Linked DNA regions of Homo sapiens: regions 1 and 3 are each linked to region 2. Evidence: chromatin loops called from intact Hi-C (ENCODE). Cell type or tissue: heart left ventricle. All regions are shown on one strand. Each heading gives the region's core, and the rest is flanking DNA. Links, peaks and the distances in the headings are about the cores only. Region 1 overlaps PRDM11 (PR/SET domain 11). Region 2 overlaps LOC105376652 (a long non-coding RNA gene). Region 3 overlaps PRDM11 (PR/SET domain 11).

Region 1 (7,320 bases), core at 1,048-6,047, 120 kb before region 2:
TGGCCTACAGAGTGTCTGCCACAGCCCTGGCATGGCTAAATTCAGCAGAAGCCACAAGCACCCAGAGTTTTAGGGATGCCCTAACCTAACTTCAAGACCACCTGAGAGGTTAGCTTTTCCGAGGTCTGGTGGCCAGCTCAGGAAGTGACCCCTGCAGCTGCATGCTGTGCATAGCAGCTCATTCTGCTAGGCCAGAAGTGGGTCACCTGCTCTCAGCTTTCTCAGGAACTACAGGGTAGGCACTGGCACTGGCCCATAAGCTTTTCCCCTTCTAGCTGAAGATTTTAGCTCATTTTGGCCATGATCTCTTGAGAGGAAAAAGAGTAGCTCCAACTGACCAGGTGCTCAGGAAGACACTGGTTCTCTCTTCCTGGTTTTCAAATGAGCGGGAGCCTTAGCCTGCTCCTCCCTACCCATTACCCAATGTAAGGTGTAAGGCAACTGTTGGCTAGAAGAAAGGATCTCAACCTACTGTTTCTGCCCTCACCAAGCCCTGTCTTGCTAGCCATCTCTGCCCTCAACCCTTCTTAGTCTCTGCAATGTTCAGTGAAAACTCCCCAGACACAGCAGTTTGCGTGTGTGAGGGGAGAGGAAGTCCCAAGGCTGGGGCTGGGCCAGGTGGGACCTGGTGCTTTGCAACAGCATCCCATTTGACCACAGTTAGGTTTTGACCCTGATGGGAGGAGCAGATGGAGGGAGACATCAGTTTAAAGTGGGGAAGTGGAATGGGGCTGGGAATCTCAAAGCCTCAGAAGGAGGCTTTCAGCCTTTCCTTGCTAGTTCCTGCTAACTGTCTTCTTGCTCAGAGGAGGGTAGGGAAGCATGTGTGCAACTGGGGTGGGAGGTGGGGTGGATGTCACCAGGCAGGGGTGCATTGATTTGTTGAAGAAGGCAGCATATGAGGCCTGGCAGTGGGACAGTTGGAGGAACCCATTTTTTTTTGTTTTTTGTTTTTTAACATGCTACATCACTGTTGAAAACAAACAAAAATATTTCAAAAATAATATATAATATATATAATATATTTATATAATGAAAAGCTATTGACTAGCAGCAATGATTCTAAAGTTATCTTAGCACCAAGACCATGGAGGTGAAGGGGAAGGGATTGGTAGGGGATGAAGGGACTGGTGGAACCAAGAAAGGGCTATAACATGTTCAGTGTTGATGACATTTCCACTATGGTTCTCAACGGTGGCATGAGGCCTCAGAGACAACATAAACCAAGAAGGAAGGAAGCCACCACAGTTTTATAATGTCTGAACCAAGCAGGCTGAAGACATTGGGGCCTTGCCTGTGGCCAGATAACACCACCCTCTGCCAACCAAGAGATGAAGCTCTCAGCAGAACTGACCACATGTATATAATTCAGATCTTCCTCCCTCCCCCAAAATGACCTGCATCCACGTGATAGGATCTCTGCATATAAAATATGCATAAATCAGATGTAGGAACATGAACAGAAGTTTTTAACAGCTCACGCACATTTTTTAAAACTCCCTTGCGAGGTATACCGGTAGTTAAATGAATGAAAGAGCATTGATCAGACTCCTCTAGTTTAAACCACTACTTGCCCCAGGGAATAGGCAAGTGGCTATTTCTAAAGCTTATATTGTATATTGTGATTGTGTGTGTGTGTGTGTGTCTGTGTGTGTGTGTGTGTCTGTGTGTGTGTGTGTGTCTGTGTAGGCTGATGCCTTGAGAGTCCTCTCTTCTTTTCTCCATTTCTTTAGGACATCTCTACCCTGTTCAAAAAAGGAAGAGTTTACAGGCAGAGACACATTCCCCAGTTTCCTATGACCATGTAGCATGTTATCAGCCTTGTTGCAAAAGGAGGACCACATCTCTACAGACTCTCATTTGAGTTATGCATAACTTAGGGCACAATTTGCATTGACACTACCTGCCACTGAACTATAGCAGGCATTTCTTGATTATTAAAGGAAAAAAAATACCCTCAACACATGATATGATTATAAAGAAAAAGTATAAATAATCCATGTAACTCGAATATGTACTTTTCATTTTCCTTGTTTTTTAGCCAAAAATCACTCCCCTGTTGGGGTCTGGACTTCTTGGCTCTTCATCTCCCCAAAAGCCCTGGATTGGAATGGAATTATATTGTTTTATCCTCCACCTCGTAAAAACAGGAATGCTAAAAGCTTACCCCTTCTCCCTTCCCCAGGATTTCAAGCTCAGCGGTGAGGCAATGTTGCCTTCAGTATAATGGGTAATATTGTGAGTTTCCAGGGGGGGCTGGAAGGAAGGGATCCACAACCCAGGGATGGACGAGGCAACAGAGGTGAGGTGTGGCAGTGTCACAGTTTGACCGACACTTTTGTTTGTAGGACAGTGAAGGAACCCTCATCAGGAAATGAATAAAAAAAGATCTCAAGCTGAAGTCAGGTGGGGAGGGAGAAAGGTCAACCCCCCTGCCTCCCAAATGCAGACAGACAACCCACCCTGACTTAAGTCAGAGATCTGATTCAGCCGGACCAGAATGTCAATGAGGAGGCTGAGGAGCTCCCTCCCATCATAAAACCAAATGAAAAAAGAAAAGGCAAGAACATAAACCCAAACCCAGAGCCCCGCCACCCGCAAATGAAAACATAAACAAAATGAGCTACCTAAAGGTGATGACAGAGACCTGTCATTTTAGCTTATGCTGTTGGTGGACAGTAAGGTGGGAACACAGGAGGCCCCAGCACGTGCTTCTGTGAGTGAAAATGAGTTGCCATGTATGTTGCAGCTGCCAAATTTTGTAGACAAGAGTCAGTTTCCAACATTTTTCCTTTCTGAAATCTCCCAGTGGCTTCTGGTGGACGCGTCACCTTGGTTTTTAAAAATTTTCAGTGTGAGTTTATATATATATATATATATAATATAATATAATATAATATAATATATATTTATATAATATATCAAAGCTTATGAGTATAGATTAAAAAAATATTCAACAGCTTAGTGAACTCTGCAGCGCCAGCTCCCTAAATGTCGGGGTAAAACTCCGTCCCGTGGTCCATGGTCTGTAGTGCTGGCTTCTGCTCCAGCGCAGACATCCTACTGAGGACTTCTGCAGACAGCGCGTAACTGTTCCCAGACTTCTCCTCAAACCAGCTGTCCAGGGCTCGCTTGGCATCAAAGTTGGTGATTGGCGGTCCGTTTACAGCGATTGTCAACAGGTCGCTAAGCTGCTCCAGGGTCAGGCGGGAGCGGTGGTTTTTGCGAACTCGCTGGAGGGCATTGCGGCCTTTCTCGCAGCAAGCGGTGGAAGTGGGGAGGACTTTAAGAACCTGGATGATCTTGTTCAAGAGTGGAAACCTCTGTTTGTACTTGCAAATGTGGCTGATCAGGTCTTTGAAGCCATTTTTGGTGTAGTAATCAGCCTTGAGTTCTCGCCACTCCATCAACAGACTACCCCGGGGGTCCAGCCCTTCCCTACAGACATCCCGGGAAAAGGTCGGGATGGCCTCCAGGTGATCAAATATTTGCACCATATCCTCCTTGCCATAGCTCATCAGCTCCTCACTGCTCCTGGGCCAGGCAGCCAGGTCAAACACCTGGCAGGCCTTCACAAAGATCCGGCTGCGGGAGTCGAACCTCTGAGCCAGGATGACCTGGGTCTTCTGGCAGATCTTCTCCCTGATGGACTGGAACTTGGCTTCAGCCACCCTGAGGTTCTTCATGGCGATCCCGTTGAAGCTCTCTCGGAAATTCTCCTCGAACTCCTGCAGGTATTCTCCCGGGGAGTCAGCCAGCCGGCTGATCTCCTGGATGGCCTCCTCGATCTTGTCATCCACCTGGGACACCAGCAGGTACTCGCCCTGGAAGATGTAGGCCAGACGCGAGAGCACAGCAATCACGTCCAGCAGGAAGTAGATGAGCTTGATGGACTGGTAGTCCATGAGGAACTGCAGCAGGGCCAGTGCGATGGCCGAGGCGTCTGCCCGCTGGGTCTGGCTGCTGACCTCCTTGAGATGGGCCACCACCTCCAGGTAGTCCTTGATGAGAGCGTTGAGGACGTTCTGCTCGCCGATGATCCACCGCACTGCCCGGATATCGCCCAGGAACTCTGTCTCCTCACAAAGGGTGGCCGCCGTGGACCGCAGCTCGCACATGAGGCGCGGTGAGTAGCGGTAGAAGCTCAGCAGCTGCTTCAGGTTGTTCTCCAGCTCCTCCAGGCATGGGAGCTCCTTCCCGCTGATGGCATCCAGGATCTCCAGGTGGGGCCGGTGCACCATGAAGGGCAGGCACAGCAGCCAGGGCAGCGTCTTGCGGATGGTCATGAACATGCTGGCACGGAGGCTGGCTGTGATGTTGGCTCCATCTACACCCAAGCCAACAGTTGGCTTTTCATCCTGCAACCGGATGCCCAAGGCCGAGAAGGCCCGGTCAAGTGCCTGGAGATAGCTTTCTGTGCTAGAGAATCCCAGCTCCTGCAGGGACAGGAACTCTGTGGCCGGGGGCCCATCACTGCTGGTGTACTGAACATAGACAGCCACCGTGTCGGCCAGCAGGTCGTCGCTCTGCCCATCCAGGATGACGCTGAGGCAAGGTGACTGGCGGATGCGCTCCACCAGGTCTTCCCGCAGGGCCCGGGCGATGTGATGGATGAGGATCTGGCAGTCTCCCTCATTCATGTACTGGTCCACCACCTTGAGCTCACACTTCCTCAGCAGCTCCGCCAGGGGCCGGAAGTCCAGGTAGGGCCTGCCCTCCAAGGCCAGGTGGTAGGCGGTGTTGAAGAGCAGGGTCATGTTGCGACACATCTCCTCTGTCTTCTCCGGGTGCATGCGGAGCTTGTACAGTTGCAGGCACTTCTTGTGCAGGTTGCTCTGGCTGTGAAGTTTGATGGTGTGAATCTTAAACTGCTTGGAGCCAATGATGAAGGCCGAGGTGCGTGAGGACTGCACCGTGTACTGGCGGCAGACGTGGCACCACATCTCATTGAGGGTTGGGGAGTACCGCAGGAACCAGAACTTCTTCAGCCATTCCTGCTTAAAGCGCCGGATTCGGCGCCCGGTGGCCGATGACATCTTGGAGGGCTCATCCGTCGCTGTCATCATATCATTGGAGACAGATTCATCTGCTGAATCGACTTCCTGGTCATCATCCTCCATGATGGCGGGGCCGGAGACCATGCTTTCTGAGGCTGAAAAACAAATGGGAAAGAAACATTTATACCTGGGGGAGAAAACAGGCTTTTCCAAAATCCACAGGAAACACTCCTGGAAGGTAGGTGCCACACCATGGGAAACAGAAGTCCGTGGAAGCCTATGATGGATTGAATCCCAGCCCAGAATTAGTTTATGAGCACTCCTGCTTGCCCATGTGACTTTTACTCTCCCTGTGATTGTCCACGGTTGCCTTGTCACACCCACCAGATTTCAGGCTGCCTGCCCTTGCCCTCCATGTGTGGGTGTTTGAGGGATTTAAATGCCCCCTATCAACTGGACAGCTCAAGCTAGGAGAGTAGATCTAATGGAGGAGGAAAAGCACATCACACATTCCAAAGTTATATAGCAAGGACTTGGGATTCATTTGCCCTTCATTAATGTGAACAAAGGCATCTTGGATATGGCCCCAAGTGATTTCAGGATCAAAATGCAGTTTAGTTCAGACGCATGCTTTGAATACAAGAAACACCTCATTCTGAGCTAAGGGATGTGGTTAAAAGAGTAAGTGCTATGTAAACAGTCTCCCTCAGCTGCAGATATGAACTAGAACACCTGCCTAGTTGTCAACCAACTCTAGAAATCCAGGTAGCCAACAGAATAGGGCAAAGCCATGCAGGTGAATGGCCTGGATCCCCTCACTCTCCATCCTTCTAGAACTCCAGGCTAGGGAACTGGGACCATGTGTGGCAGGACAGAGATTCAGGAAGAGAAGAACAAGGCTGTGTTCCTGGACTAAGTTAGGGAAGCCAAGAGATCTCTCCAGTGGGACACCCTGCTTGAGACTGGGGACAGAGAAAGACTGGGTTTAGAAATTGGGCTTTGGGGTAAGACACCAGTACCAGAGAAAGGCAACGGGTCAAGAACACAGCACACACCCCTTCTGCAGCGGAACTTCCTTTATTGACAAGGAGGATACAAGGGCAACACATGGAGCACCTGGCAGAGCTGCCGATGGGTCTGCCAGAGACACTGAGGACCTGGGCTCCCACCCACGGAGGTAGCCGCCTCCACGTTACACTCCTCAGGTCTCCCGGAAGGTGGTTTCCACAGAGAGCTTTAGGCTACCCTCCACACAGCCCACTGCGTACTCTGCCCTCCGACAATAATCTCATCCAAACCAACTTACCTGCAGGGTCCGAGAACTCTGGGAGCTCCAGTACCTGTGGTGGCAATACGGGGGGCTCAGGAAGTTTCCCAGACTTAAGCATGTCTAATTCTGCCTGGAGCTCCCGAACCTTCTTCTTTAGGCGAATACAGTTAGGGCAAAAAGAGGTGGTGGGAAGTTCATGAGGGTCAGATGCAAGGGAGGCCTCGGCAGGACTGTCGGCCTTGAATGATGAAGGCTCCTCTTCTTCATCCTCCAATTGGCCTGGCTCCTTGGAGACCCCCTGGGGGACCTTCCAGTCCCCCTCCCCCTGGGTCTGGCCTATATTCTGCACACCATGGGTCATTGTTGTTGCACACTGACTGTAGGCGTCATCCTGGTATTTGGGGACTTTCCTGATGACCAGTGAGGTGCTCAGGGCCAACTGGTGGGCTTCCACCTTCGCAGATTCCAGTGAGGCCTCCAGAACATCCTTGAAAATCAGGTCAATTTTCTTCTTCTTAGCTTGGGGGTGTACATCCCCCTCATCAAAGCCACGCTTGTAGGGACTTTTGCCCTGTCTCAGCACAGAGAGATGAATGGGACCCCTCAGGTCTTCTGGGTTATCCAGAACCTGCTCAGACTTCTCCCTCTGCAACCTCTTCTCTCCTAGGAAGGAAAACCAGGGTGTAAGGAAATGGGGAAAACCCCCAAATTGGAGAAACCAACAGAAAACAAAGCAGGCCTCCTGTTAGGTCACCTGACACATCCCTCTAGATCTGGGCTTTTGGGGCAAGTGTTGCAAAGGGGAGATACGAATCACTCAGTGGTCCATCAGAGCTAGACTCATAGGACCTGAACGGTGGAAAGACCTTTTAGAAAGAGACAGTTTCCAAGAAGCCTCATGTCTACAAGCTCTACGGTTATAAGTTAAGAGAAATCTATAAGGGAGAGTAATTGAACATTCTTTCCTATGACCCTAGAAAACAACATCCCACTTAATCACACTGGGTGGTGGGAACATACCTCAGAGCCAAGTGAGTATCAACTCCCCCAACC
Region 2 (7,320 bases), core at 1,189-6,188:
AGCAACCAGACAAGAGGAAGAAATAAAGGGCATCCAGATTGAAAAAGAGGAAGTCAAACTTTCACTATTCACTGATGATATGACTGTATACCTAGAAAACTCTAAAGACTTATCCAAAAAGCTCCTAGATCTGATAAACAAATCCAGTAGAGCCTCAGGATACAAAATCAATGTGATTTTTTGTAAAAAAAAAAAAAAACAAAACACACACACACACACACACACACACACACACACACAAATCAGTAGCACTCTTATACACCAACAACAACCAAGCTGAAATTCAATCATGAACTCACTCCCTTTTACAACAGCTGCAAAATAATAAATAAATAAATAATTTAGGAATATACTTAACCAAAGAGGTGAAAGATCTCTACAAGGAAAATTATAAAACACTGCTGAAAGAAATCATAGATAACACAAACAAATGGAAACACATCCCATGCTCATGGATAGGAAGAATCAATATTGTGAAGATGACCATACTGCCCAAAGCAATCTACAGATTCAATGCAATTCCCATCAAAATACCATAATCATTCTTCACAGAACTAGAAAAAACAATCCTAAAATTGTGGAACCCAAAAAATCCTGTATAACCAAAGCAATACTAAGCAAAAAGAACAAATCTGGAAGCATCACATTACTCGACTTCAAACTATATTATAAGGCTATAGTTACCAAAACAGTGTAGTACTGGTATAAAAACACACATGTAGACCAATGGAACAGAATAGAGAACCCGGAAATAAAGCCAAATAAGTACAGCCAACTGCTCTTTGATAAAGCATACAAAAACGTAAACTGGGGACAAGACGCTGTATTCAATAAATGGTGCTGGGAAAACTGGCAAGCCACATGTAGAAGAATGAAACTGGATTTCCATTTCTCACCTTATACAAAAATCGATTCATGGTGGATCAAAGACTTAAATCCAAGACCTGAAACCATAACATCTCTAGAAGATAACATCAGAAAAACTCTTCTAGACATTGGCTTAGGCAAAGAATTCATGACTAAGACCCCCAAAACAAATGCAACAAAAACAAAAATAAATGAATGGGACCTAATTAAACTAAAAAGCTTCTGCACAGCAAAAGAAATAATCAGCAGAGTAAACAAACAACCCACAGAGTGGGAGAAAATATTCATAAACTATGCATCCAGCAAAGGACTCATATCCAGAATCTGCAAGGCAGTCAAATTAGCAAGAAACACACACACACACACACACACAAATAATCCCATCAAAAAGTGGGCAAAGGACATGAATACACAGTTCTCAAAGGAATATATACAAAGAGCCAACAAACATACGAAAAAATGCTCAACATCACTAATCATCGGGGAAATGCAAATCCAAACCACAATGAGATACCACCTTACTCTTCCAAGAACGGCCATCATTAAAAAGTCAAAAAACAATAGGTGTTGGCATGGATGTCATGAAAAGGGAACACGTTTATGTTGCTGGTGAGAATGTAAATTAGTACAACCACTATGGAAAACAGTATGGAGATTCCTTAAAGAGCTAAATGTAGAACTACCATTTGATCTAGCAATCCCACTACTGGGTGTCTACCCAAAGAAAAATACATCATTATATGAAAAAAACACCTGTACACCCATTTATGCCTCACAATTTGCAATTGCAAAGTTATGGAGCCAACCTAAGTGCCCATCAACCAACCAGTGGATAAGAAAATGTGTTATATATACACCATGGAATATTACTCAGCCATAAGAATGAAATAATGTCTTTTGCAGCAACTTGGTTGGAGCTGGAGGCCATTATTCTAGGTGAAGTAACTTGGGAATGGAGAGCCAAATATTGTATGTTCTCACTTGTAAGTGGGAGCTAAGCTATGAGGATGCAAAGGCATTAGAATGATATAAGGGACTTTGGGGACTTGTGGGGGAAGGTTGGGAGGGTAATGGATAAAAGACTACATATTGGGTACAGTGTACACTGCTTGGGTGACCGGTGCACTAAAATCTCAGAAATCACTGCTAAAGAAGTTATTCATGTAATCAAAGACCACCTGTACCCCAAAAAACTATTACAATAAAAATTAAAGCTAAAAAAAGAGGTACTCAGAAAGTTGTCTGGGTGTTAGACATAGTCTCCCATTGTACAGTATCAGCCTGATTTGATCACCAGGATCAAATGTGCCACACAGCAGAGTGACTTCCTCCCATGTTGCCAGTTCAGTGGCAGGAGGCACCCATAGTGTCCAGTCTCATGGACCAACTCAATGGGCCCCTGGTTGTGTTCCGCGATGGAAGCATTTCTCCCTCGGGAACAAAACCTTTCAAATCGACAGAGCCCGGAGGGTTCGAGTGCATGTGGTTATTAGGTGTAATAGTGAGGAAAGCCACTCCCACTCTCTGATTTGGGGCCCTGTTATTGTGGATGTGGGAGGAACCATACCTTCTACTGGTCACCTCATCAAAGCATATTCTTCATCCTGTAAGACAGAACTTTAACCTTTCAGGCCATTGTCTCTCAAGCAGAACCTTAACTGAGTGTTCACATGGCCATTCCACCCTTCAGTTGGGCCAGCTGCTTCCAGATGAGAGAGAGTCCATGATAAGACTAGCGATTTCCACGGGCCCAAGGTCCCTGTTGTCCTGTCGCTGTGAAATGGGTTCGTTGGTCCGAAGCAATGTTGGGTGGAATGCCGTTTGGCATAGAGGGCACCCCGTAAGTCCAGAGATGGCAAAGAAGACGAGTAAATATCAAGAACCAAAAATAGGGAGACATGCTGGGAGAGAGATGGGAGGGGAAGTGGTGGAGGGACAGGGTGGGATGGATTGTAAGAAAGATAAATCTTCATCTTCCATCACAGTAAGTCAAAGATGGTGTCGAAAATGGTGAAATCAAGAACTAGTGCTTAGAATTATGGAGATTTAAAAACAGAAGAGACACCTCCCAGAGTTGCAAGTGGTCGCCTGTCCCAGAGAGCTGGTGAGATGAGGTGGGGAGGTGGCAGCTGAGTTTTATGGTAAGTCTCGGGGAACCATTGGACGTCGAAAACTGTAAAGCTTTTATTAAAAATAGTTGTGGAAATAGAAAGAAAAAAAGGGGGGTAAGGGGGGAATCTGACTCTTAGATTGGAATCTGGAGAGCTGATTGTCTTCTCCAAGTTTTCTGCCACCCAGGAGCAGAACCAGTGGTTTCTGGGCAACGCAAAGAAAGGCGCCTCTTGTTTGGGATACTTTACTGCCATCTGCTGGACAAATGAAGTAACACCTTTACAAATGGGTGAGGGAATGGGATGTGAAGCTCCTTGCACCCCGCACCTGGATTATGTCCTGCACAACCTGTATAGAGCAAGCGAGGCCTTGCAATTCGTGGCCACCGGTCCAGGACACTCCTGAAGGGGCCTTGTTTGGTGAGGTCGTTGCGCCGGGGAGGCCAGAGCAGCGGCCTGTCCTCTTTCTGGGCACTTTAGCCCCCAGGTCAGAGGAGAGCCCCTTGGCGGTTCCAGCTCACAGATAGTTGGGTCCGGCTGCATGTTGCTTTCAGGGTATTTCTCCTACCTGGCCCCATCAGTGACTGGCTTAGAAGAAATTCCTCAAACTCCTACCTGGCCCTTTAGAAAAATTGTAATGCTATCTAAATGCCCCACCTCTCATCCCCACCCCCCTTTTACGTTTTCCTGGTGAGTTCAATTAGGGTTGGGGGTGACATGTGGGCAAGCCAGATCTCTGTAAGGGCATGTACTCAGGGCTCTCATTTTTCTGGCTCCGAAGCTTAGCTGCCACTTCTTGGGTCTGCATAAGGATTAGTTGTTCTTGGAAGAAAAATAAAAGCCACCCCGATCCAAGAAAGGAGATGAAAAATTCTTTGTGTGAAGCTTAGCATTGCCAAAGGTGTAGGTACTGTCCCTCCCAGGGGTGTTTGCACGCAAAGTGTATAAACTACAGAAATAAAGGAGAGGTTTGGATGAAGGTCACTTTGGGTCACTGAGTTTTCCTAGTCAGAATCCTGACATATAGAGGGCTGATAACCACGTCTATGCTATCAGCAGGTCACACAGGGCACAGATGCCCACCTGCTCACTGCTGCAGTGCCTCCAGCTTTGAAAGGAGTGGTGACTGTGAGCAACCCTGGACACTGGAATGGGGAGGAAACATCCCTGAACAGGGCTTAGAGAGTATCATGGAACCAGAGACTCAGAAAGGGAAGGAATTTTAGAGACAAAAGCCCACCCTTCCCCATCTAGTGCTTCAATCTTTCTACCTTTTTGCTACCAGAAGGTTATCAGCTTACACTTACATACCCCTAGGGACAGGAGCTCACTACCTGATAAGCAGGCCCTGCTTTCCCTGGAAAGATCTGACTCAGAAAGCACTTCCTCCCACCATCCTAAATCTGCCCTGTTCCATCTCCCACACCTCAGTCTTGGTTGTGGCCCAGTGGAGCCACAGAGAACAGATACTCTCCCTCCTCCGCAGGATAGCCTCTGAATATTTTGAGAATGAGTAGGGCTCCTCCGAGTGGTCTCCTTTCTAGGGAGAGTTGATTAATTAGGACTCTTTTCATCTGTGCATGGTAGAGACAGGGCCTCACCATGTTTAGGGGCAACATGAGGAATTTCTGGTCACATAGCCCTGCGACATCCAAGGTGATGCTGGGTCAAGGAGAGTGAGTGATGTTGTCAGGGCACTGCTGTCTCTGGGTGTCCCTTTTCTTGAGCTGTGCTATTTTCCTTTCAAGGCAGGGGTGGGTAGAACCATGGCCACTGGCATTGCCAAGCCTGCATCCTACCTGTAGTAGCAAGAGACCGCCACTCCTCACCACTCTGGGTCAGGGCCAACTGCAGTTTCAGAGGGACAGAAATAGGAGGTGACCCAAAGAGGGTGCCTAAGCACAGGTCAGAGGTGAAAAGTCAGACTCAACCTTTCCTGAGGGGCGGGGACAACATTTTTCGGTTTCCAGCCTTGAGTGCCCAGAGGCCTGTGGCCAGGGGTGTTGACAGTCTCACAGGCTAAGCCCCGACATCTTCCTGGAGAGGCAACTTTCTTCACTGGAAGTCATTTAAAGCCCTATTTTTAGATTTAAACAAAAATGGAAACATTATGGAGCAGAATGCAGAATCTGCGTGTATTTTTTGAGACAAAACCCAAGACTTCAAAGAAATTTCACACTTGTGTCAGCTGCTTCAGGCAGGCTGCCTGGCCTGCGGGTGCATGTGTTAATTCTTGGTTGGCATTAGTGGGTATTTCAGGGGCAGGCTGAGAAAGTCTGAGTGGCACTGGGCCTGGGTCCCCACATAGCTACAGGCAGGGCTGGGGAGAAATGGGTCCAAGGACTTCAAAGACAGCTGCCACTGAGAGGCCCCTGGTGCCTCTGGGCACCACATTCCCTGAAAGGAGGCAGCTCGTCCTCACTCGGGAGTGAGGCCCCACCATGAGGACACACCTGCCTCTGGAATCCTGTCCAAGGGCAGGAGCCAGAGCCCAGGCTGAGCAAGGGATCCGTGGGCCCCAGCAGGAAATGCCAGCCGAGAGTGCAGGAGGCAGTGCCTGGCTGCTGCTTCCAGCTTTTCACAGAGCAGTGGGCACATGGGCAGGAGTGATCTTTGAAATATTTAACCCCAGAAGCTCATGGGACCAACAGTCAGAACAGACCTGGCCTGGTACTTGAGCAGGTCCCAGGGGCCCAATTGGACCAAGGCCACCCCTCAAGCTGCTGCATCATGGGGAGACACGGGGATCCCACGTAAGAGGCCAGGGCAGCAGGGCAGCGGGTCACACTCATGGGGAATTAGACAGCAGCTATTTACCAACTGGAGTGGACACATGCTGATATTTTAACAACCAGGATGGCAGCACTGGCTGAAAATGAGCCACGTGCATGGGTCTGATCAAGCGAGATTAAGATGAATCCAGGGCGGGGTGCAGTGGCTCACGCTTGTAATCCCAGCACTTTGGGAGGCCAAGGCCAGGAGTTTGAGACCAGCCTAGTCAACATGGTGAGACCCTGTCTCTACTAAAAATACAAAATACACACACAAAATAAGTTAGCCAGGCATGGTGGTGTAGACCTGTAGTCCCAGCTACTTGGGAGGCTGAGACATGAGAATCACTTGTACCCTGGAGTTGGAGGTTGCGATGAGTTGAGCTCTCACCACTGCACTCCAGCCTGGGTGACAGAGCGAGACTCTGTCTCACAAAAAAAAAAAAAAATCCAACCCACATTTATTGAGCACTTATTATATGCCAGGAACTGTGCTGGAGCCTTTATGTATATTAACTAGTTTAATTTGTACAATGCCACGCAAATCTATCAGTTCATTTAACACTACAGAGGATTGGTGTGAAAGCAACACGGAAAAGCCAGTCAGCAAACCTGACAGGCTTAGAGGAACCCCACCCCTACCCCTGCCCTGTCCCCCACTCAACTAGAGATGGGCATTTCCTTAAAGGCAGATGGCACAGAAGTCCAGACCTCCCTCTTGGCTTTCCCACTGCACCCCATCCACCCTCTGTTCTGCTTCATCAGTTGTCCACATTTGACATTCATTAGACTTACTCTTCACAACTGTATACACAAAACCATGTGTATCCATGCTGGTGGGGAGCATAAGAGGTTCTCAAGGGTCGTTTTGTGTGTACCTAATTTTTGCCTTACTGATTTAGAACTTGCCCCTGAAATGGGCTATGACTCATTGAACTATAATTAGCCCCGTTTTGCAGGTGAGAAAGTGGAGTTCGAAGATGTCATCAGCCCAGGTCACACAGATGGTGGAGACCAGTGTGGAGCCCGGGAGTGGGCTGAGCAGAGCATCTGGACTTTGAGCTTCCATCAGACCCTGAGATAGTCACCTGTCCTGGCTGCCTGGTGACCCTGGTGTGCTAACGTGGCACTTATCTTGCTCTATGGAGGCCCCTGGGCCCCCTAAACACCAGGTGGGTGCCTTCAGCCAGCCCCATACTGACCTGTGAAGCCCAGGTATTGCTGGCCAACCCACCCCACTCACAGACAGAAGCAGTTCTCCATCTTTTGGCTTTAGCAGATCTGCTTCATTTCTCCTCCCCACAAAGCCTGGACTTTGTTCTGGGGGTATCCCTGTTTGCAGTGAAGCTTTTTCACTCAGTGCTCAATCTGAGCCCAACTCCACCCCACATCTCTGATTCATAGACTTTTGTGACTGCCTTGACCAGTAGAGTATGGCAGAAGATGCTCTGTAACTTCCCAGGCTAGATCTAGAAAATGCCACGCATTTCTGCCTTGCTCTCCTGCGACATCCACTCTTAGAACCCAGTTGCTGTGCTAAAAAGAACTCACAGACCACGTGGAGTGGAGCA
Region 3 (7,320 bases), core at 1,095-6,094, 73 kb before region 2:
CAATCCCCCTCTCCCTACTGCTACAGCCCTCTGCAGCACTGCGATCACCAAGCAATACTCTGCCTCTGTATTACTTGGTTGGGAATAAGCTTCCTCCCCTCCTATCCACCATGGCCCCTGCTCCTCATAACTGAACCACAGGCTCCATAAGAACAGACAGCAAACCTCACGCAGCCCTGTTATCCCCAGAGCTCCCTGCTCAGGACCTAGTGCTCTGGAGTTGCTCTGTGTATGTGAGGTTGGGTTGAACCTGGACACATAACCAAAACTGGCTCAGGGTAGCTATTAACTGCTCCACCCCATTAGCAATGTCTCCCAATAAGGGAAGTCCTCACATGGTGGAGGGACACTATCTTTGAAGGAACCCAAGGTCTACTGTGGACCAGCTGTGGGAGTCCTGTGTTTCCTCGTCAGAACAAGAGGGGCAGCAACCCCCACCCTATGGACTGTTTCGAGGAAGAGTATGAGATGCCAGAGGTGTCCAGTATGCACCTGGCATATAATAATTGCTCAGTGGGCAACCAGACTTTTAAAACAAGCCATGCACCCTTGCTAGTTCCCTTTCCTCACCTCCCACTGACACCTTAATCCATGGCAATCTGGCTTCCGCCCATGAGACTGCTCCTGCCAAGGGGGCCAAGGAGACTTCCTACTGTCTCCTCCTACTGCTCCATGCCTCCTCAACTCCTCTCCCTCCAAGGATTCCTCAAACTCATATTCCAAAGGAAATGCCTCTTCTCTCCTCCCCAAGCACCTTTTCTGTAGGAAATGCCCTCCCTTCTCCGGGCTTCAGCTGCATTAATTTATATACTTAGTTTTCCCTGTCATCCCAGCATCTCTCTACTGCAGAGCCACACACACCAGAGTGCTCTGGACAGCTCCCCTGAGCATCTCACGGGCACCAGGAACTCTACTCATCCCAAGCAGAACTCACCTTCTCTGATCTCCTCGATTTCAGGCCACCTCAATCCACCTCCCTGCATATTTTAGTAGATGTCCCCCCACAAACATAAAAGCCTCCTATATGAGTTCCCTGTTGCTCCTGTAATAAATTGCCAATAAACTGCCAAAACCACAGTGGCTTAAAACAACACACATGTATTACCTTATAGTTCTAGAGGTCAGAAGTCCTACAATCAAGGTGTTGGCAGGGCCACATTCTTTCAGGAAGCTCTGGGAATTAATGTGTTTCTTTGACTTTTCTGGCTTCCAGAAGCTGCCTGCATCCCTTGACTCCCGGCTCCTTACTCTATCTCGAAGGCCAGCAGAGCAGCATCCTCCAATCCCTTTCTCTCTGACTCTGAGCCTCCCACCTCCCTCTTATTAAGATGCCTGTGATTACACTGGGCCCACCCAGGTAATCCAAGATCATCGCTCCCATCTCAAGATCCTTAACTTAATCACATGTGCAAAAAATCCCTTCTGCCATGAAGATAGTATATTTACAAGTTCTAGGGATTAGGACAGGGACATTTTTGGGGGGACATTATGTGGCCTACTATACCTAACTATCTCTATCTGCTCTAATCCTCTGGGCTAACCCTGTAGGGACAGAAATGATGCTGATCCACCCCCTTTTTTGTCCAGTATCTCCATGTGAACCCTCTGAGGTGATGTAAAAGGTTAGGAATCATGCCTTATCTCTACTCTACACTCAAGCACTTCAGCAGAACCCCTCCCTTGGCTTTTTGAGGATGCTAAAGTCTTTCTAATGAACAAACTCTCTTGACCACACACCCTCCCACCTCACTCTTATCTTTCTCCTCCACTTCTGATCTTATCTGTAACCAAACTTCTAGGAAATGACTATGCCTGGTCACCTCCATGCTAATCAGGTTCCACCCCCATCACTCTCCAGCAGGGTTTCTGCAGATAACTCTTTGTTATGAGGGACTATTCTGTCCATTGTAAAATGTTTACAGTAATCCTGGTCTCCAACTGCTAGATGCCAGCAGCTTACCCCTATGCTGAGCTGTGACAACCAAAAGGTCTCCAGACATTGCCCAATGTCCGGGGACAGGAGGCTGGGCTGCAAAATTGCCTCAGGTTCAGACCCACTGCTTTCTACAATAGCTCTTGCTAAAGTCACCCATGGCATCCCTGGTAGTAAATCCACGGGACACTTTTCAGTCTTTCTGGCTGGTTTCTCAGCAGCACTTGGCACTGACAGACATTGTGGCCTGGAGAACCTCTCTTCTCCCCTGACTTCCAGGTCACCCACTCTCCTGGTTTCCCTCCTACCTCTCTGGCTGCAAACCTTCTCTGTCTCCTTTGCAGGATCAAGCTCCCCTTCTAGACCATGAACTGCTAAAGTCCCTCAAAGCTTGCTCACAGGCCTTTCCACCTTTCACTCAGCACATTCTCCCTAGGTTCTGCGCTCCACACCCACACCCCCACTGACCACCCATGCACAGGTGACTCACTAAGCAACATCTCCAAGCCTCCTCTCCAAGCTTCGGACCCATATATCCAACTGCCTACTTGACATCACCACTTGGATATCTTGTTGTTACTCCAAACTCAACAAGTCCCAAACCCAAATCATGATTTTTCCCTCAACCCAGTCCCCTTCCAGCCTCCTCCATTTCTCAGAGAAAGACACCATTAACAACCTGTTGGGAGACTGCAGATGTCCTTGATACCTCCTGCTCCCTTCCTTAGGCCAGTTAGTCTATGTCTAAGTCAGAGCTCTCCTCTCTGATACAGTTCACAAAGCAGTTCGTTTGGCTCCAAGTCTTTGCCCCAACCCTAGCCCAGTCTTCCACCATTGCCGACTACAGAACTCCCACACGCTCTACCTGGGGAAAGGGGTGTGGGTACCCATTCTTGACCAGCACCCCTGAGCTCAATCAGTTCTCCAGGCTGTAGCCAAAGTCATCTTTTCAAAACATAAATGTGACCAAGTCACTCCCCCAACTCCTACATTATTAAAAGGACAGAAGTCCTAATTTGGTCCACTGGGCCCTACAAAATCAAGCCTCCATCATCTCCAGGCCCCTGTGTGTGCTGCACTCCAGGCACACTGACCTTCATCCAGTAGCTCAGATGTACCATGCTCTCCTGCCACAGGGCCTTTGCTCTTGCTGTCCAAGGCATCTGGATGCACCTCTCCAATCTTCACCTGGTAGGCATTCACCTCCTTCAATCACAGCTCAACTAGCAGGAAGGCTTCTCTGACCTCTACCCATATTACCTCCCCTGGTTGTTCACTTTTTCCCAGTCTCACTGTTTCTCCATCACCCTCAGAGTTATTATTTGACATGGATTTGTCTTAGTCTTTGATTAATTCTATCTTTCCCACAGAGAACTCCATGAAGGCAGGATTTATCTGATTGCCTTATCTGGCCCACCACTGTATTTCCAGGGCCAGCCCAGTGCCTGGCACAAAGGAGATACTCAAGAAGTGTTTTTGTAGTGAATAAGGATCTTCTTACCCTCTAGAATGCTTTTCTCTATTACCCCACCCTCCCCTATCTCTGTCTAGTAGCTCAAGCATGATTCCTTAAAGTTGCTTTGGTAACCCTTCCTCCTCATACCCTTGAAAACCCCTCTTCCTCATCTTTGCAACCCATCTATTGATAGTACCCTGTGTTGCAACTGATATCACATGTGTACCTGCTTGTTCAATGCCTGTCTTCCTACCAGATCGTCTGCTCCCTGAGGGCAGGAACCATGTCTGTCTTGTTGAAGGGTTTACCCCCAGCACCTAGCCCAGAGCCTGATATTACTGGTTTGGAAGTGGGAAGTCATGCTCTGCATCCCCAAAGGCCAGCTCCGAGTCACCCACTCTAGAAGATCGGTTGGTTCAATACTGCCCAATGGTCCACCAGACACACACATGAGGATTCATGGGGAAATTGCCCTGAGTTCTGCTTGGTGATTTCCTGATCTGCTGACTACTGCCAGGTGGGTGCTCTCAGCATTGCCCTTGGACACCAAGCGTTGCAGCCACTCAGCCGGGGCCAGGGGACAGCAAGATCCATCATCGACAGGTCCAGAAGCGATGGTAGAAAAGTTCTGGGGCCAAGCTGGGCCAGTATGGCTCCCCCTGGTGGTTTCCTTCCATGTTTCTTGGCAACCTCTCCCATGAATAGCCCAGGGCACACTCACCAGCCAGGAGAAGAAGCCAGCTGATTTGTCCTGGGTGGAGATCTGCCCCTCATAGGGGCCGAAGATGTGGCCCTTGGGGATGACCTCGTTTACACATCGCACGTCACTCTCTCCACTAGTGTCCTTGACCACCTCCATGCCCTGTGGGATGGTGAGCGCCGCCCGGTCTGGGATGCCCACGGGCACCGGTGTGTCAGACACAAACACCGGGGGGCCATGGTTTGGGCATTCATCCACGAAGTACTCCTGGCAGGACTCACAGACTGGAGGGATGGAAAGAGAAGGGAGGGCCTCAGTTGTTGCAGGGAGGTAAGACCCCCATGGGGGAGGTAGAGGGGCTGACAGGAGGCCCACTCATGGACAGCCAGCTGCAGGCCCCAGGGTCATCGGTAGCAATAACCCATACTCTCCCTGGGGGCTCCAAGAACAGGCCTGCCTACGTCAAGGAGGCCAGCAGCTACCTTTGTCTCAAGTTTTAAAAAACTGGAAGAAAGAGCATGGCTTTGGAGTCCAAGTGCAACTGTACCCCTTTGGGCCAGAGGACTCGAGGCGTGGGATACTTAACCCTCACCAAGACTCAGTGTGCTATCTGGAAAATGGGGCTAACAATAGCCATTTGGATGGCTAATGATGATGACGAACCAAGGCCTGGACCTGGGCCTGGTATATTGCAGGTGAGGACCTATCTTAGTAGCATTGTTGTGAATTCCCTAGCCAGGAATGGGGCGATGGGGGTGAAGGGAGGAGCAGCCCAGAGCCCCAAGCTCCACTTACACCAGAAGTCCACTTGCTGGAAGCTTTTGGGCACGATGAGGTCGCGCTTCCCCTTCAGTTTCTTGGGCTCAACTTCCATGGCCGAGGAGTCCGGTCTCCTAGAGCTGGCCAGGGCAGAGGCCCGCAAAGAAAGCAAAGAAGTCATCAGAGAGTGAGAGCCCAGTGGGGACAAAAGCTGGGGACCTGGCCAGGAGACCGAGAAGATGTGGGGTGGGCAGAGGAGTCCCAGCCAGCCTGCTGTTCAGTGCAGGAGGTGGTGGAAAAACTGGAGGATTGAGATGCGAGCACAGACCTCCCTAGGCCACTGCTTGGATTTTTCTAGAGCCTGCGCCCAGGAGCTGCCGGGAGCAGGGTTAGGGAAGGTGGGCAAGGAGTGAGAACGTTTCCCAGGGTTCCCAACCAACCGAGCCCAGGCACCTCCCACTCCCACTTCTCCCTCTCCAGTTCCCACACAGGGGCCTCACCAGGGCTGGCCATACTCCTGGTCTCGGAGTGGTGAGCAGACCTCCGTCTTCACCACCGTCACCATATCCCCCACGGCTGCATTGGTCTGGGCCAAGCACTCCTTCATGTTCTCGGTCATTCTGTCCTGGGACGCAGGAGGTGGGACCAGCACAGGAAGAGGATCAAAGAAACAGGGGAAGAGGAGTGAGCGGCGGAGAGGGCAAGTGGGGGTCTCGCGGAGTCTGGTTACCCTCCCTGCCATCCCCAGAGGAAGCACTTGAGAACACAGACAACAAAAACAGCTGTAGCCCGGCCAAGAGGAAATGCCGTTTCTATCCCGGGCTGGTCCTGGGGACGACTGGAGCCACCAGCCCCATGGGGTCAGGAGCCTAGAGCAGCTCAGGCCAGGAGGCCGCGCTGGGAAGCATAGCCTGGACCCCTAGACCAAAGGGCAAAGGGCAGGAGGATCCCACATGAGCCTGGGCGCAAAACTGCAAAGGGGAGAAGGGAGGGTTCACAACTCAAGCCCAACTTGGGCCAAGGGGTAGTGGGCAGACCGAACGGGCCCTCAGCGCCTGGCAGGGCAGCCCCTCACCCTGGGACTGCCGGGAGCGCAGCCAGGCCCCTTTGCCAGCTCAGAGCAGGTACAGGCAGGGCCTGGGGGCGCTGGCGAGGGCCAGCCAGGGCTCCAGCCCCACCCGACTCTCTCAAGGGGACACTCCCCAGCCCGCCGCTTACCGCCCTCCACCACCGCGCCGGGCTTCAGCCCCTCCCTCGGCACCCCGGGGTCCTCATGCCAAGCCCGGGGACACTCTTCGGGGCGAGGGTGGCACGCAGCCTGGGGCTGGGACGGCGCTGGGCCCTGGGACTGGGCGAGCGGCGTGTGTGACTCACTACCCGGGGCCCCGCTGGCCACACCCCTGCTCCTCGGCTAATCAGCCCCCTGCTCCCCACCGGGGCCCCAAAGCCGGCGGCGGCGACTGGGAGGGGTGCGGGGAAACGTGACGGCCTGCCCCCTCCTCCGAGCCAGCAGGGCCGGGGGCGCGCGGTGGGGAAGGGGAGGGCTGCCCAGGCCGGGCGCGCCGCCCCCTGCCCCGTGGCCGCCCCGTCTCGGGCCGGTGTAGGCTGCGGCCGGGGCGGGCGCGGGCGGGCTCTCCCCCTCTCGCCAGCCTTCCCGGCGGGGAGCTCCCTGCCCGGCCCGGCCCGCCCGGCCCTGCCCAGCGCCCGCCCCCCGCCCGCCAGGCCCGGCATTCCTTGCGGGGGCATGTGGCTTCTTGCCGGCCCTGGGGGCACGCAGTTGGCTGGCGGCCGGGAGGGGGGCGCGCAGGGAGCGGGAGGAAGCGGGCGCCCGGGCGGGGCGGTGGGAGAGGGCGCCGCGGGGGGTCGCTCCGGGTCAGGCGGTGGACGCATTCCAGGGCCTCCCACGGGGCCCGATGCGCACTCGGCCCGGGGGGTGCCAGGGCTGGGCGACAGCGCCGCGGAGGCCGGGCGGGTGTCCCCAGCCTCCGAGCTGCCTTGGTGTGGCGGCGACGACAGGGCCTGCGCTGCCACCCGTGCGGACACCGGACACCCGCTCGCTCAGCCGCGGCCGCACCTGCACCGCCTGGGGCGCCTGCCACTCTACTGCCTCCTGGCTGCGTTATGCCAGGGACTCCCCGCTGGGTGCTCGACCGACCTCAAAGCCTGTGGGATGGCCCCCTGCCTCCTGTGAGGGCGCAGGAATTGGGGCCTGGAAGATGTCAAGCGACTTGCCGAAGGTCATGCAGACCACACCCGATGGCTGCTTAGTAAATTGGAAACTGGCTGAACCCCCAGATTCAAGTGTTTCAAGTTGGCTTCACCATGCAGTATCCTCAGTCCAGTCCTCTACCGAACAATCGCTGGGATCACCCTTAAGTGGGTTCAGGTCCCAGCTCAGAAGTCCAGCTGCCAGGTGGGAGCAAGGCCCTGTGGATTTGTGAAGGATCCCTGAACACCTGCTGCCCTGAGGAA

What was found. Peaks named below come from ENCODE experiments on the same cell type or tissue, not always from the same donor. Only the 100,000 strongest peaks of a DNase experiment are listed, where the experiment ranks them.
Region 1: a loop joins it to region 2, with 2.3 times the contacts of the local background. A loop is called at or near these places in 30 of 110 quality-filtered maps.
Region 3: a loop joins it to region 2, with 2.9 times the contacts of the local background. A loop is called at or near these places in 8 of 110 quality-filtered maps.

Annotation. Positions count from the first base shown.
Region 1 is chr11:45,223,827-45,231,146 of GRCh38, reverse strand. It overlaps PRDM11 (PR/SET domain 11), which reads right to left. Exons shown (of 8, transcript NM_001384648.1): 7 at 6,304-6,930; 8 at 1-5,152. The coding sequence ends at 2,988. Among named protein-coding and RNA genes, the nearest start is that of SYT13, 59 kb to the left of the region's middle. In heart left ventricle, for the core only: no CTCF peak of the experiment used is centred there; a DNase peak (open chromatin) is centred at 4,114.
Region 2 is chr11:45,106,709-45,114,028 of GRCh38, reverse strand. It overlaps LOC105376652 (a long non-coding RNA gene), which reads left to right. Exons shown (of 6, transcript XR_931241.3): 4 at 2,853-3,008; 5 at 6,709-6,921; 6 at 7,271-7,320. It also overlaps a transcript of PRDM11 not described here. Among named protein-coding and RNA genes, the nearest start is that of PRDM11, 36 kb to the left of the region's middle. RefSeq lists an enhancer at 3,097-3,391. In heart left ventricle, for the core only: a CTCF peak has its summit at 3,238 (motif pointing left); no DNase peak of the experiment used is centred there; H3K27me3 peaks cover 707 bases.
Region 3 is chr11:45,179,914-45,187,233 of GRCh38, reverse strand. It overlaps PRDM11 (PR/SET domain 11), which reads right to left. Exons shown (of 8, transcript NM_001384648.1): 2 at 5,349-5,473; 3 at 4,885-4,988; 4 at 4,111-4,373. The coding sequence starts at 5,467. Among named protein-coding and RNA genes, the nearest start is that of PRDM11, 37 kb to the right of the region's middle. RefSeq lists an enhancer at 4,981-5,712. In heart left ventricle, for the core only: a CTCF peak has its summit at 4,046 (motif pointing left); a DNase peak (open chromatin) is centred at 5,726; H3K4me3 peaks cover 690 bases; H3K27ac peaks cover 1,072 bases.